Linked DNA regions of Mus musculus: region 2 is linked to region 1. The links are chromatin loops, found by intact Hi-C in ENCODE. Cell type or tissue: heart. All regions are shown on one strand.

Evidence for each region. Hi-C counts contacts between places; a loop is a spot of excess contacts. Peaks named below come from ENCODE experiments on the same cell type or tissue, not always from the same donor. Only the 100,000 strongest peaks of a DNase experiment are listed, where the experiment ranks them.
Region 2: a loop joins it to region 1, with 2.4 times the contacts of the local background. A loop is called at or near these places in 5 of 42 quality-filtered maps.

Annotation. Positions count from the first base shown.
Region 1 is chr5:100,253,820-100,261,819 of GRCm38, forward strand. It overlaps the pseudogene Gm8091. Among named protein-coding and RNA genes, the nearest start is that of Gm42129, 22 kb to the right of the region's middle. In heart, no CTCF peak of the experiment used is centred here; no DNase peak of the experiment used is centred here; H3K27ac peaks cover 2,412 bases.
Region 2 is chr5:100,319,189-100,327,188 of GRCm38, forward strand. No RefSeq gene overlaps it. Among named protein-coding and RNA genes, the nearest start is that of Gm45913, 21 kb to the left of the region's middle. In heart, a CTCF peak has its summit at 3,041 (motif pointing left); no DNase peak of the experiment used is centred here; H3K27ac peaks cover 461 bases.

The sequences.
Region 1 (8,000 bases):
TGTGGCCTTGTATTACCTCTAGTGTTCTCTGTCTTGACACCTGAGACAAAGTCTCACATTCAATTGGAAGCTCGACACTTTGGCAAAATAGCCAGCAAGCTCCTAGGAGCCATCTGTCTCTGCTCCCCCTCCCCCAATGCTGCATCGCAGACCTGTGCAGCCACACCTGGGTGCTGGAGATTTGAACTCAGGTCCTCATGGTTGTAAACACTCTCACCCACTGAGCAATAGTCTCATCCTCTAAACTGTTCTCTCTCTTTTTTTTCTTTTTAATAATCTTTACATAGAAAACCAATCAGGACCTTACTCAAAGGCACAATGTATTCACCAAGAGCATATAGTTTCCTTTTCCCTTGAGGGCAGATATGGACAACAAGAGTAGAGTGGATAGGGTGTGTGTGTTCTGAGAAAACTCAGAAGTGTGCCTCTTTACCTCTACCAAACAACTCCTGGTTGGAGCTCAGTGGACAGCGTGGAACGTTAAATCACAGAGAGCAGATGTCACGTGGAACCACAGATGCCACATGGCAAATACTGTTGAGCTGAAGGAAGAGGACCCAGGTTTTACAGAGCTGGTGCTGTGTCCTTTCTTGCCTCCTTGGAAACCTGTTTCTGGAATCAATCAATCTCGCCCCCGCCCCCGCCCCCGCCCCGCCCCCGCCCCTGCCCCTGCCCATCCTTGTTCTATATCAAGTCCAGAGCTCCAGGACTACAGTAATTTGCTTCCAGAGTGCTTTTAATTGTAGGAGAAATAAACTCCCTTCTTGCTTAAACTAAACACACTCTCTAACAGGAAGACCTATCTCAGCCTTATGCATGACTCACTTCTAGGGTAACCCCAATACCCGTAGCACTTGGGCCAAGAGGATAGGTGGAGTTCATAGTCAGGCCTTTGTCACATCTAGCTCTGTCCTCTGCGTGTCTATCCAACCTTGAGTAAGCACGCTACCACCGGACCACCCTTCACGCCTGACAGACACCATTGCAAGCTCTAGACTGGGCCTCAGACATCTGAGCAGGGAATTCTAAGCTCTTAGGAACCCAGGCATGTCACAGAAACCCCAGAAAGTCCTTGTGGCCCTGCAATCTGCTCAGACACAAGGTGTGCCTTCTGAGGTCCAAGTAGTCTCTCTGTGTCACTCTTCCCCCACTCCCCCCTGGATGCCAGTCATGGTTGACTACTTGTTTTAGAGCCTTGGTACCTGGCCTTTTAGAGAGGATATGACCGTACAGCCTGAGCTCTGATGCTTTCCTGATACTCTTAAGGATCCTGTCTTCCTCCATTAGGCAGGATGAAGGAACGACCCTCAAGCCTGACTCTCAGCCATGCGTGGCTTTGGTGGGCTGTTGCTTAGAATGGTTAAGCAGAGGTTTGGCTGTCACTGATCTGCAAACTGTGTTAATAGACAGAAGCGGGTTCTTCAGGCCCTCTGTCTCAGTCACACCCAGGAACATCTCCAACAGGTAGATGGATCGACATGTTTTCGTGAACCCCACACCCTGGGGGCAGTGAAAAGGGGGCAGAGACAGAATGTTCTATTGTGGGATGGGACAGAAACTATTGCCCCAGAGAGCAGGACAGAAGCAGGGAAGCAGCTCTGTAAGGGACGTCCTCGGAAAGGCCCTGGACCGTGCTCCCAAGGCTCATTCCTGTGCCAGCTAGGAAGCCTGGCACTCAGCCCTGGATAAGGAGAACTGAGAGCTGATGTGACAAGCCCAGGTCCTCCCCTGTAGCTCACCCACAACACGCAATGACTTCGATTCCTGATTCCGGTAAGGAACCTGTCTGGTTGATATAGCCTGGCTGCCTGGCATGACTAGAAAGACCAGTTCCACGAACATGACAGAATTCAAACTTCAGCATGGGGGTCTTGGATGTCCATTTTAGTTCAGTGACTCTAAGGCTTACTTGGGATCATGGGTCCCTGTGATCTCTCAGCTGGATAATTACCAGAGGACAAGAGTGCTTGCCCACAGTGTTCTTGTGTCTTTCAAACAGTCAGGTATGACGGAAAGAACACCGAGCGAATAATCAGAGCCGGAGGGACTTCAAGCTCCGGTTTGCTATTCATATCTACGTATTACTTTTCTCATAGGCTACACTGTGTGTGCATGTTTAAATAGTCCATGATGGTGCTTTTGACAGCTTAAAAACCTTTCTGGCTTACGTGTCCTTATCCTGACCACTTCCAGCTCCTTCTGTGAGACCTTCAGTCACCCCCACCATTCCTCTCCCTTGCAGTGAGAGTTAGGAGCTGGTCCTCTGTGCTTTCTCGGAGCTTGCCCTGTATTGCAGCATCTTTCTCACTGTCTGTAGGTTCCCTGCCCTTCTCTACACCTGGGGAGACAGAGGCTAATCTTTAGGGCCATCCTCACAGCACTGGTTCCAGCAGAAGCTCAAGGAGCCCCGTGGAGAGATGATCTGAGTGGTGGTTCCTGATAGCTGAGCCCCTTTGGTCGTCACGGGCCCAGTGATGAAAGAGATGTTCCCAGTTGATGATTCAAGGAACTTGTCAAAATAGTCTTTGTTCTCCGGTTTACATTTAGAAACAGCCTTGGGACATGTGTCCTGCCAGAACACACATAATGAATTGTATTCCAACATTTTTAAGGGACAAGATTGGAGAGGGCTAAGAAATTCAGACTGCTATTATATCGTCTCCATCTTGTTAATAAAACAGAAGCGTCTTTGCCTTCTCATCCAGACTCTTGACATCAATCTGAGGGTTGATTGTCCCAAAGCATGACAAATTGTATAGTGACATCATTTATATCACAGAACTGGAAGTGACATACATATCTAACCACAGCGTTGGTTAAATCAACTATGACACACTTGACTGAAGGATTGGCCCGAAGGCTTTGACAATGGTGTGTATAATGTAATCTGAAGTTAAAATCGAGACATAAAATCACAGTGCAGTGTGACTGCCATCACACTAAATACATCAAATCTATGCCTAAACATAGAGACAGTGTGATATTAATAGCGGCAGTGTTTGTGTGTGAGGGCTGTGGGTGAGTCCGCTTCCTTGTGCTTTTCTCTAAAGATCTCTCTCTCTCTCTCTCTCTCTCTCTCTCTCTCTCTCTCTCTCTCTCTCTCTCTTTCTCCCCTCCCCATTTTCCTTCTTGGCAGTTTTGCAACCTCAGGATTGAACCTGTGGCCTCCTGCATGATGGGCACATATGTCCCACGAAGCTGTATCTCCAGCACCATGACCTTTAATATTTACTTGTTGGGTAAAAACTCAAAATTAGAAAATCACATCACTGCTAAGAGAGAAAACACTGTGTTATTTTCTGCTCTAAGACTTTAGGCTTGTGGCACTCGGCATGTTTGCCCGAAAGAGCAGAGACAACGGAAGCAGAGAGGAAAACACAGTTCTGCATCACGCCCAGCAGCTACCTTTGGGTGACATTGTGACTTATGTCACGTGACTTACAGGCTCTGACTATATGCCAGCCATACTTCTACTTGCAAGCTATCTTCCCAAAGCTTTGTGGCGTATCGCTGCTACCCTATTTTATGATGAAATGGAGACACTAGTAATCTGTTCACTGGCCAGTGGGAGCATGGCCGGATCAGGGCAGTTTCCTCTGAGTAATTTTCCACTCCTCTGCTCAGGAGGACAGTCTGCAGCGCACTTCCTTTCATGCAAGGATTTTGGGATTGACCAAAGGCACAGCATCTGTTCACAGTTTCAGCCTGAACAGATCCTGAACTGAAAGGTACCCAGCTGACTCCAGCCTGTCTGAGATGGTCTTGAATAACCACGGAGTCCCCATGTTATTGCAAAGAAAGCCCTGAGCAAGATATGGCTCCAAGGTTGTCCTTGTCACATACAAATCTATTGCTTTAGGAGCAACGAGCCTGCTTATAAATGCTCTTGGAGTGTCCACCGTTGTAGACCCTGACTAACATGAACTCGACATACGGAAGCATGAAGGTGCCTGGCTAGAAGGTGAAGGACGCTTTCCTTTTGCTGACCCCATTATAGGCAGCCTTTCTTCGAGTGCTTATTCAAACTATTTTTGCCCTGCAAATGGCAGTCAACTAAACATACTTGGCTAACACATGGGTGCTTAAAAAAGGAAAGAAAGAAAGAAAGAGAGAGAGAGAGAGAGAGAGAAAGAAAGAAAGAAAGAAAGAAAGAAAGAAAGAAAGAAAGAAAGAAAGAAAGAAAGAAAGAAAAGATTTGAGTACACAGTCGCTGTCTTCAGACACACCAGAAGAGGGCGTCAGATCCCATTACATGTGGTTGATGGGGATTGAACTCAGGACATCTTGAAGAGCAGTCAGTGCTCTTAACCTCTAAGTCATCTCTCCAGCCCCCAACATGGGTGCTTTGAGGCACCCTGATATGTGGTCCCGTTTTCTTTACACAGTAACCTACCAGTGCCACATTTCCATGGGGCAACAAGAGCACTGAGAGAGACTCAGCTGTGTTGGCATCAAGCGTGTCACTATGTAAAGGCTGGACCCCTCCCTCTGCCTTCTCAGGGTAGCTCAGGCAGAAGAGACGGAAAACTGACAAATTTCATGAAATCAGCCAGGCAAGGCCAATCAGAGGGAATGAGGCCAGGATTAATGGAAACCCAGCACATATGAAACTTCAAATTCAAAACGAACACAGACAGGATTTGATTAATGGACAGCCAATCTCAGAATGAGCTCAGCTGGAGGGGGTGGGGGGACTGTGCTGGAGGTACGACTACAGCCCTCTGCTTTGTCCCCTCTTCTGGTCCCTTTGCTATCCATTCACTCACTTTCTCTGGAACTGGACCACAGTCAGCAAGCAGAGCAAGCAGATCAGCAACATCAGCTTCTTGCCCTTCTCAATGACATCTGGATGCCTGAGGACCAGCAGCTACCCAACGTGGGAGAAGAAGACACCTCGACGGGTGTTATGGGGGTCTGCGAATGTCTCTGAGTGCTTGTGGTGGGCTTGATGGCCCTTGGCCCACTCCCAAGATGTCTTTTTTACAGAGGGAAAACAGCCTGGGTGAAATGTCATCCCCAGGATGCCCTTCCAGAAAGTTCCAGCCATCCAACCTATTCTCACTGCCCACTCTGGTTCTCTTGTCCCCATGTTGTCCCCACACAGTCTCTGCCCCCCACATCCAACTCCTAAACATGGTCTTGGATAGTTTTTCACCAGAACAGGAGGAAGTTCTCATTCAGCAGAATGCAAGCTTGAGTTTGGGATATATTGAAGAGGTCAGCGAGGTGTTGCTGAAGGAAGAGGACACTGTGCTTCCTGCTCACGGCAGCAAACATGAAGGCTTAGACTATATGCCCCCCAGTTCATCTCACTGGGAAAACAGTTATGGAGCCAAGATGGCGTCTCCTCAGACCTAAGACACACCCCTTCCTCTTCAAGTGTAGGGATTCATTTACAGGGAGCGCTCATTCTTTTAAAAAGATTATAGCAGTTCTTTAATGCACTCAGTTTTTTTGTTTGTTTGTTTGTTTGTTTGTTTGTTTTTTAAGGAGACCTGAGAGGAGCATTCTGAAGGGCTAGGAACACAGTTCTCCCCCAATTAAACCTAACACAAAAGTAAAACGAAACAAAACCAAAGGCATGACGCTGACAGGTCGGAACAACAGCTTTGGTTTTAAGTCCTCTCACCAGATGGCTTCCTTACAGTGGCTTTTGACTGGAACAATGGAATGAGGGAAGGGTTTGGGCCCCATTCCAAAGCACAGAAGTGAGCCAAAAATACTTCAAGTGATAGCTTTGCTCTCGCTGTGTCTGTAACTGTAAAGCTGAGACCATCGAGAAAGGGATTCAAAGACCAAACTGTGAGCCAACAATAGAACCGCAAAAAGAAATCGGGTCGCCTGTTTGACCCACAGGCCTCTCTCTTCCCTCTTAGCCTGCATTTATTTCTCTCTGACCTGGGAATGACAGGAAGCAGCTGGTGGAGGACAGAAGAACCTGCCTGTGACCAGCACCTGTGACTGGGTAAAGGTGTGTACGCCTCCGGTGCGTTGGAGTCCAGGCAGTGTGTACCTTAGAGATGGACCAAAGGGAAAACTGGGGTGAACTAGAAGACATGAGCAAACTGAACTTCGACAGAGAGAGAAGCCAGAGTCCTACAGTCATCTCATTAACTTCCTTCCTGCCATGTTCATATACTGTTGTGTTTTATAAAAAGATAAGGAGAGAAGGAATGTTGATGAATGTGCAGTGGTGTGTAGGGAGGGGTGCCTCCGAAGTCCACGCTAAGGCAGCCCAAATAGAGCTTATTCAGGGCATAGGGAGGGGAGCTGAGAGGGTGGGGGGGAGGAGAAAGAGTAGAGGAGTAGAGGTCAGCCGTGAGCACGTGATGGGGGGGGGCAGGCAAATGGGGAGAGAGAGGACCAAGAGCGAGAGGTCAGAGCAAGAGAGCAAAAAAGAGAGGAGGGGGCAAGCAGCCCCTTTTATAGTGAGTCAGGCACATCTGACTGTTGCCAGGTAACCATGGGGCAGAGCCTAGACTAAATGCCAACATATAGTGCTGACTACTCCAGTCTAAAACTATAGACACCATTCCATTGTTTTCATGTCATTGAGTAAGATAGGATAGGGGAGGGGAGAGGAAGGGATGGGGGAGGGGAGCAAGGAGGAGGGAAGGGGAGAGTAGAGGAGGGGACAGAAGAGGAGAATAGGACAGGCCAGGGAGGCACAGAGTTGACCAGTTCCCACTGATGCCCTGGCTCTTGTGTAATGGTATCCCATCTCTTCCTACCCTGGGTGTGTGTTGGGGCAGGGGGGACACTCTGAAAGGAACATGCTAAATCAGTCACCATGCTGAAAGCCTAAATTTATATACATTCTAAAATAACAAATTATAAAAAAGTGCAATTTGGAGTTTATATTCAACAGTAGGTTCTGATAGGCCAGTCTTAATGCACATTACATTCACATCGTAACCTCTATTGATCATTCCTAAGAAAGTCCTGAAGCGTTCAAGGACTGACCTGGGCTCTAAGAGACAAGGGAATAACTGTGACAAAGGTGGGTGGGTGGGTGGGGCAGGAACAGGAAGTGAGAGGATACAGAGGGCACACTGATGGTGCAGGTTTGACCCTCGAAGAAACTGTGTCACGGTCCTACTTTAGGATGATCAATAGAAGTGTAATGTAATATAACGCAAACCACTTATCAGTGTACTGGTAGCCACATTAATCCTTGAAAGCAAGGAAGTAATATTAATTTTAGTAATGTGTTGTACTCGATGTAATGTACCCCAAATATGAGTGTAAAAGTCATCGGGGGTGTGGCTCCGAGGCTACAGTGCTTGTGTGAGCATGACGGCTGGAGTCTGGATCTCCAGAGGCCACTGTAAAACCATGTGGTGTCACAGGCCTAAAACCCCTGTGCTGAGGGGGCAGAGGCAGGAGGCTCCCAGCAGCTCACTGACCAGATGGTCTGACTGAGTTGCTGAGCTGCAAGCAGAGTGAGAGGCCTCGCCTCACAAAACGAGGCATAGAGAGCTAGAGGAGGTCAGCTGACCTTGACGGTTGAATTCAATACTGAATTCAGTGCTATCTCCACACACGTATCACACACACACACACACACACACACACACACAGACACACACACACTGGTGGAGAGGAGAGACAGAGACAGACAGACAGAATTATCATTATTAGTAGTAGTAGTAGTGAGGGACTTCTCCTTATTTCTTCTATGCTCTGTCTTAGAAATGTGGTATGTATTTTTCTCCCACAGGACGTTTCTCTTCAGGCTGTCCACATCCCAGATGCTCGGTAGCTAACCATAGCCATTGGCTACCACACTGGACAGTGTAGGTCTAACTCACAGCTCCTACAAATGTCATGTATTTCACTTTTCCAAGTTTTTAAGAATTCAGTGCTGCCTTGGAGGAGATGGTACATGCCCTCAGGAGGCAGAGATGGGCAGATCTCTGTGAGTTCAAGGCCAGTCTGGTCTACATGGTAAGTTCCAGAACAGCCAGGGCTACACAGTGAGACTTGTTTCAGTGTTGCCT
Region 2 (8,000 bases), 65 kb after region 1:
GCCACCATGTGCTTTCTGGGATTTGAACTCAGGACCTTTGGAAAACCAGTCAGTGCTCTTAACCGCTGAGCCATCTCTCCAGCCCAAGTATATTAGTCCTAATAATATTATATTGATTAAACATATCATTTCTGTTTAATAATTTTTAGGTAATCTATTCTGTTTTTCTAAAATTTATTTATTTTGTGTATACATGTGTATGAGTGTGTACGTGTACAATACTTGTGTGAAAATGTCTGTGCAGGTCAGAAGAGGACATCAGGTCCCCTAAAGTCAAAATCAATTGTGAGCTATGATGTGGGTGCTGGGAACTGAACCTGGGTCCTCTGGAAGAGCAACCAATGCCCTTAACAACTGAGCCATCTCTCCAGCCCCTGTATCTTTGTGTTGACTTATTTCTCCAAGAAATGGTCTCTAGTGTGTCACCAGACTAGAGGCTGTGGTGTTTTGAGGCTCGTAACACTTCACTGTGCTGTTTTCCAGAAATATTTGTACTAATTTATGCCAGTTTGGGAACATAAACTTCTCAAAAGCCTTACCAGACATTGATTTTTTTAAAGATGATTTTACCAGCATAACTTGCATTTCATAACTTGGTGGTGCTTGTCCTGGTGATCCTTATGGGGACTAAGTCTTTCCCCAAGGGTTTTGTTTACATTGATGCTTTATGAACAAGGCCCCTAGTTCTTCAACCACAGATATTGCAGAGCTGATCCTGCCCTGTGGGTTTGAGTCTGTCCCCTTGGTCTTCTAGATCTATGTGTCACTAACATTCCTCCCCTAAGTCACATTGACAAGAGAAGGTTTTGCTCAGTGGACACAGCTCCGATTCGGGCGGAAGATCATCAATACAGCCTCGGTTCCTGGCGCCCTGTTTTCTGGTAGCTGCACAGTCTAATACTCTCATAAATTTTCCTGTAAGCTGCCTGATTTTTAGACTCCAAGCTCTCTAATGAACTGGATTCCCAATTTGTCAAATATACCTACCGATTATTCAATGTTGTGCTCTGCTGTGCTCTGCTGTGCACAAAAGAAAAAGAAGTGCCATGCTTGTGCCTGCCTTTCGGCCCATTTCTGATCTATACTTGGCTTTTAGTTAAAGGAACATTTCAACACTCTCACCTCCAAGCATCTTACAGCTGCAGGAAAGAGACAACACTGAAGTCCGGGATAACCGTGCCACAGGGTAGGAATCCACAAAAAAATCCCAGTTAAGTTCAATATTTAAAATGTAAACAAAACAATATTTGAATCATGTTACCAAACAGACACAAGGTCAGCTTAATTAACTGAAAAGAATATGCAGGATCTAGACTTTTGCAGGCATCTGTCCAAATGAGAAAACCATAGCACAGGAGAGATCAGACAAGAACCACTGGGGGAGTGGTGGAGAGATGACTCAGTGGTTAAGAGCATTAACTGCTCTGTCAGAGGTCATGAGTTCCCAGCAACCACATGGTGGCTCACAACCATCTGTAATGGGATCCGATGCCCTCTTCTGGTGTGCCTGAAGACAGCTACAGTGTACTCATATAAATAAAATAAATAAATCCTTTTTAAAAAGAAGGAGGAGGAGGAAGAGAAGAAAGAGGAGGAGGAAGAGGAGGAGGAGGAAGAGGAGGAGGAGAAGAGGAAGAGGAGGAGGAAGAGGAAGAGAAGAAGCCAGTGTCACGTGGATGACACCGTAAGAGATGACCCAAAAAGCTAGGTGGGGAGTCCGAGTCCTGGAATCCCAGCCCTAGGGAGCAGAAATATCATGAATTAAAGACCATCCTGGGCTACATGGCAAGTTTGAAGCTAGACTGTGCAACATATCTCAAAAACAAACCAAAGATCCACACCTTAAAAAAAAAGTTTTCACAGAAAGCAAACAGTTACTATTTCTTTACATTTTTCAGTGTAGGGTGTGTGTGTGTGTGTGTGTGTGTGTGTGTGTGTGTGTGTGTGTGTGTCCGTGTGCTCATGTGTGGAACCAGAGGACACCTTACTGGAATCAGTTCTCTCTTTCCACGATGTAGATGTCCGGGATTGCACGCAGACAGACCCCCAGGCTTGGTGGCAAGCATCTTTACCCACTGAGCCATCTTGTTGGCGCTGTTATTATTATTTCCCAGATCCCCCACCACACCCTTCTATGAGAAGGGTCCCCAGTTGGGAAGAAGTCATTCTGGCATCCTCCTTCCTTTCTCATCTCCTGTTTACTCACCAGCCACATAGCTAAGCCACTCACCCACCACTTTCACAGTTCCTAGCCACGGTAGTGTCTGGAGTGGCTATACACGGATGCAAAAGACCTATGCCACAGTTACATACCCACAGCAAGGAGGGGAATTCCTCTGTTGTAATAGAAACAACTAGATTTCAGTTCTGAGTTCTAGATTCTAAATTATGATTACTACTCTCACTACCATTTGCACGTGTTGACCGCTTGGACTATGACATGACCCACCAACACCATTGCTCCATTTTACAGATGTGAAGTTTCCCCATGATCCCTAAGCTAGCAATAACAGAATTGAAGATTAACACTGCAAACTGCCTCATATCCCTGAGTATTTTAATTATTTGCAGAAACTGGAATCTTCCCCCGTGGCTTTGCAATTGTTAACTAAACTACATTTTTAAAGAAAATTTAATTCCATCTCTGCTAGATATTTGCTAACTACCGCAAGGACAAATGCAAAAGGGTACAAACAAATGTCACCAAAAAGCTATTCTGTTCATTGCTGATTTTTTTACACATATAAAAGATGTTTGTTTGTTCGTTCGTTTGTTTGTTTTTGACACTGCTAAGATATTTGAAGTCACAGCCGAGATGGCTGTAGGGCTGTCTGGGGGAGAATTGGAGAGTGGAAACGCCAACCTGGAAGTCAAGAGGATTTTAGCCCAGTTTCCAACAGTCACCTCTCCAGACCACAGGTACATCATGGGGAAGAAGAAATCAGCGAATGGCATAGTTTTGAAGAGCCTTTCTTGTTTTAGTTATCTAGCAATTCGTGAAGTTGGTAGCATTGCACTGGTGCCAGAGGTGTGGGCACAGCGCCGCCTACTGGCAGTCTCTTTGTACTGCCCTTCAAGGAGGTCCCGGTGAGATAGATCAGCGCACCAGCCAGCAGGTGGTGATCAACCTTCGCATTTTGCTACGTTGGGGGAGGGGGAGACGATGGGGGAAGGGCTGGCTGGATTCATACACGCTAAGATTTTAAAGAGACCCAAGGGATTACAGAGGAACTTAGGAACGTGGTCAGAAAAAAAACACAATGAAGTAAAAATTTTAATATAAGACATTTTCTCCTTCTTCTCTTCCTCTTCCTCCCCCCTCCTCCCCTGCCCTCTCTCTCCCCCTTCTCCTTCCTCCCTTTCTGTCCACCTCCTTCTCCCCCTCCCCTTCTCCCCTTCTCCTCAGTCCCTTCCTGTCCCCCTCCCCCTCCCCTCCCCCACCCCATCACGTCTTCCTAAATCCTGCCCTCCACCCTGATCACTGCCAAGTATCTCATCTTGTCACTTGCTTTCCCCATAAACACAAAGCTATAGGAAAGGGTTGAGCAGGTGACAGGGAAGCCAGCATGGATCACTAAACAATGAGACGCTGTGAGAAAGACAGGTGTTCAACCCTGTCCCTAAAAGTCAAAAGCACCCAGCTTTACGCCTTGTGAAGGATGGCGGCTATACGGGAAGCCATCGGCCAAACCATAGAACCACAAGGAATGGTCTCCCCATGTTTTGAAGCCACCACATTTGGGGTGTAAGAAGCCATGGAGAGCTGAAACACTCCCTGCCTTGCATGTTTCTCCATTGCTTCAGTGACTGAGGTGTAGGAAGAGGATTCGGCTTCCATTTCTGTGAGGCACTGATACCACAGCTATCAGAAACAAAATTCTCAAAGGATAGAACTCAGCCACCACTCACGGCTGCCAAATACAGATCAAGAGTGGGAAAAGTCAGAGTGTACGTGGGGCAGTCAATAGAGAGCCACCAATGCGCTGCAGGTCCCCTCTTCTCTTCTCACCACAAGGGATACGGGCAAAGGCTGAGTCTTCTTTATCTCAAGCCTAAGGAGAGAGCTCATATTTTCAGCTCCCGTGGAAAGCTTTAAAATATTTTCAACAAAGTAGAGGGGCAGCAGACAACAGATCTCAGAGTCATTCCTGAGACACTTGGGGTAACAGCAAAGCATTCAGGGATCTGTCTGTTTTTCTGGGTTTTCTAGAGTGCTGTGTGCTTGTCTTAGTTTGTGTTTTACTGAAGTGAACAGACACCATGACCAAGGCAACTCTTATAAGGACATTTAATTGGGGCTGGCTTAGAGGTTCAGTCCATTATCATCAAGGCAGGATCATGGCAGCATCCAGGCAGGCATGGTGCAGGAGGAGCTGAGAGTTCTACATCTTCATCTTGGCATCCAGGAAGCTAGGACAAGTGTATTAAAGCCCACAGAGACACACCTACTCCAGCAAGGCCACACCTTCTAATAGTGCCACTCCCTAGGCCGAGGATGTTCAAACTAAGACCATGCTCCATGGACCAAACATGGCACTCAGGAAAGTAAGCTGGTGAGCAGTCAGACTGTTTCCTGCCTCAGGACCCTTGAGAAGGGCAGAGAGGAACCAGTAGCAAGCAGCTGCAAGAGATCATTGGTTGTTCTTGCAGAGAGGACTAGAGTTCAATTCTGAGCCCCCCTTGACGGCTCACATCTGTCTGTAACTCCAGCCCCAGGAGATCGGATCCTCTCTTATGACCTCTGAATGTAAGCAAAACCTACAAAGGGCATAGGTCAGTGCCTGGTTGGAGAGAAGTGCTAGTTCTCAATTTTAAAGAAGGAATCACTTTATGAAACGCTCACCTGTAAACCAAAGTACTGAATCCAGATCCTGTGGCAGCTGCAGTCAGACACAGTAAGGAAGACACGAGGAAAGTTAGGGCTAGGATGGCCTATATTGTCTGTGAGGTAGAAAACTACGAAAGCAGAGCTGACTAATAAAATGAGGGCCAGAGGGAAGAGGCCTAAAGACACCCCAGGAATCCCCGTCCCAGCACCCTCTGCCTGAGGCCCCGCCCAGAGTCCTCTGGCTGAGGCATCCTGGTGTCAATGCTCTGTGTCTTTCCTGGAAAGACACCTCGTCCTCTGATGTACACTTTATGTTGTCATTTCTTGCTCGCTCCTTCCTTCCTTCCTTCCTTCCTTCCTTCCTTCCTTCCTTCCTTCCCTCCCTCCCTTCCTTCTTTGGGCTTTCTTCTTAACCCGCCATGATATGTCTTTGGTCTGCTAGTCTTATTTAAACTTTCTCTTCACATCAGTCAGTGTCTCATCTTAATTTTTGTCAACTGTATCAGCTACATCAGTGGATTATTCCACCCCACACCACAACGCTGTCATATTCTTTTGTTTTCCACAGTAATCTGGAATAATAGAAAGCGATTGCTAAAGTAGAGGCAAGCCTCTAAAATGTCTTCGAGACACTTGGAAACGTTGACATAGAGTAAGTGAGGAGAGTTAATAGATCTCAGAAGAGACAGCATAATTCACATAAAAACTGAATACTTGGTATGCCCAACTCTGCGTAATGAGGAACCATTGGTTCAGAACATCCTGGGGCTGGTTCTCTTTCTAACTGGAGGAGACTGATGTCAGAAGTTAAGGGATTGCTGCATGTCACAGCTAATATGTGATGTCATAGCTGACATGTGATGTCACAGATGATATGTGATATCACAGCTGATGTGTGATGCCACAGCAGATATGTGATGTCACAGTAGAAATGTGACATCACAGCTGATATGTGATGTCACAGCTAATATCTGATGTTACAGCTGACATGTGATATCACAGCTGATATGTGATATCACAGCAGATATGTGATGTTGCAGATGATATATGATGTCACAGCAGATATGTGATGTCACAGAAGAACTGTGATGTCACAGTAGAAATGTGATATGTGATGTTGCAGATGATATATGATGTCACAGCTGATATGTGATATCACAGCTGATATGTGATATCATAGCTAATATGTGATATTGCAGCTGACATGTGATGTCACAGCAGATATGCAATGTCACAGCTGACATGTGATGTCACAGGTAATATGGGGAAAGCAGTGTTCAGAAGCAGATCCCCTGACTCCAGAGTTCACAGCTTCCTCTTGCACTGCTACAAGCGTTCTAGATCTAACTCCACCAGGTCTAAGTTCCAACTGCATCACTTACTAAATTCTTCACTAAAAACTTCATTAGCTTCCTCTTAAGTAAAGTAGGAGTCATGGCAATAGCTTGATCACAGGTTTGTGAGGCAGTTAAATGAGTGTCTATTCAAGTATGTAGCACTGTAAGCCGCTGTATTGTATCAGATAGATGCCCGCTCTCATTACTGTGCCTGACCCAGGACGTTTTCTGATAACTGTGACCATTCTGACAACCGATAATCAGCAGTGCATAAGCTGCCACCACAGCATCTTTGCTTCTTTCTCTTCTAAGGTGTTTCGTTCACACCTTGCCCCTCATCAGCACCAGGGTGAAACAAGAGGACCAAGGTGTGGGGGAGCAGAGGAGCTGAGACACAACCCCACGGAGAGGCTGCGGGTTAGGAGGGGAAAGAAACTGCCCAGTCTTTCAGACCACAGTTGAGATAGCTTTGAGAAAACAAATTTAATATATTGGGGAAAGCAGGAAGATTATCGCCGGGGGGGAAAATAAATTACTTGGGGATTTGAATGGAGCTTTTGTGCATGTTGTTGTGTGAAGGGGTATCCCCTTAGACACGCAGGGATTTAGAATGGGGAGGTTTGTTTTAACCTAAAAATATGTTTTAAAGGTTGGAGTTCTGGATGCGAACCAACACCCATTCAAAGTCAAGTGAAGGGAAGGAAAACATGAAGGCGCCTGCCCTGTGCAGAAGAAAGGGAGGAAGCCTTTGCACCAGGAACAGTTGCGCAGGCTCAGTCCAAAGGGTTAATATGACTGCCACAGCGGGGGTGGGGAGAAAGTTGCACAGGAGGACGCAGGAGAGACCTACACAATTCCCCCATTTTTATCTGTGTTAGGTGAATGAGGACATTAAATCCAGCTGTGTCCGTTTCTACTTATCCCATCCAAGAAAGCCAACATTTTAAACTCAAGTTATTTTGGTTTTATTTATTTATTTTTGAGACACGGTCTCACTCACTATGTAATTCTGGATAGCCTAGAACACACTATATAGACTAGGCTAGCCTCAAGCTCACAGAGATCCATCTACCTCTGCCTCCAAGTTCTAGGAATAAAGGCAAACACCATCTAACTCTAAGTTTGAGTATAAACAATGTACAGGCAATACATTTTATTATTTCACTTCGTTTTTATGCGTTGTTGTTTGGGGTGCTGGATAGTGAAGAGATTTTTAGATTAGGGATGCTCTACCTACATTAAGAATCCTTTCCCTAAATTCCATTTATAAGTCAGGTCAACCCAATGTCACTCAGTTATACTCATAGATCAGCGTCTTGCTCAGCCATCATCAAAAAAGCTTCTCCCTGCAGAAGACAGGAACTAACAGACCCACAGCTGGACAGTGTGCAGAGTGGCAGATATTGGAGCCCTCAGTCCTAAATGGGATGTTTCCATCCAACCCTGCCTTCGGGGCTCAGGGAGCTACACAGAAGAGGCAGAAAGACTGTAAGAGCCAGAGTGGAGGAACAGGAAAAGTGTCCTGCAGACATAACACTCTGATCCACATAGGACTCCACAGAGACCCCGGAAGCATGCACAGGACCTGTACAGGTTCAAGGCAGATGGGGTCCCACTGCTGAGACGGGGGAATGGACATGGGGCTCCCACCCCTAGCCAACATGCTATCTGCAATTGACACCCATTTCCAAAGGAAGATTGTATTCAAAATAAGTGGGAGAAAACTGTGTCTTGAATGACTTACGAGAGATTTGAAACTTTAAAAGAAATGGGGTGTGGTAGCACACACTGGTGATCCCAGCACACAGGAGACAGAGGCAAGAGGGCTGTGGGTT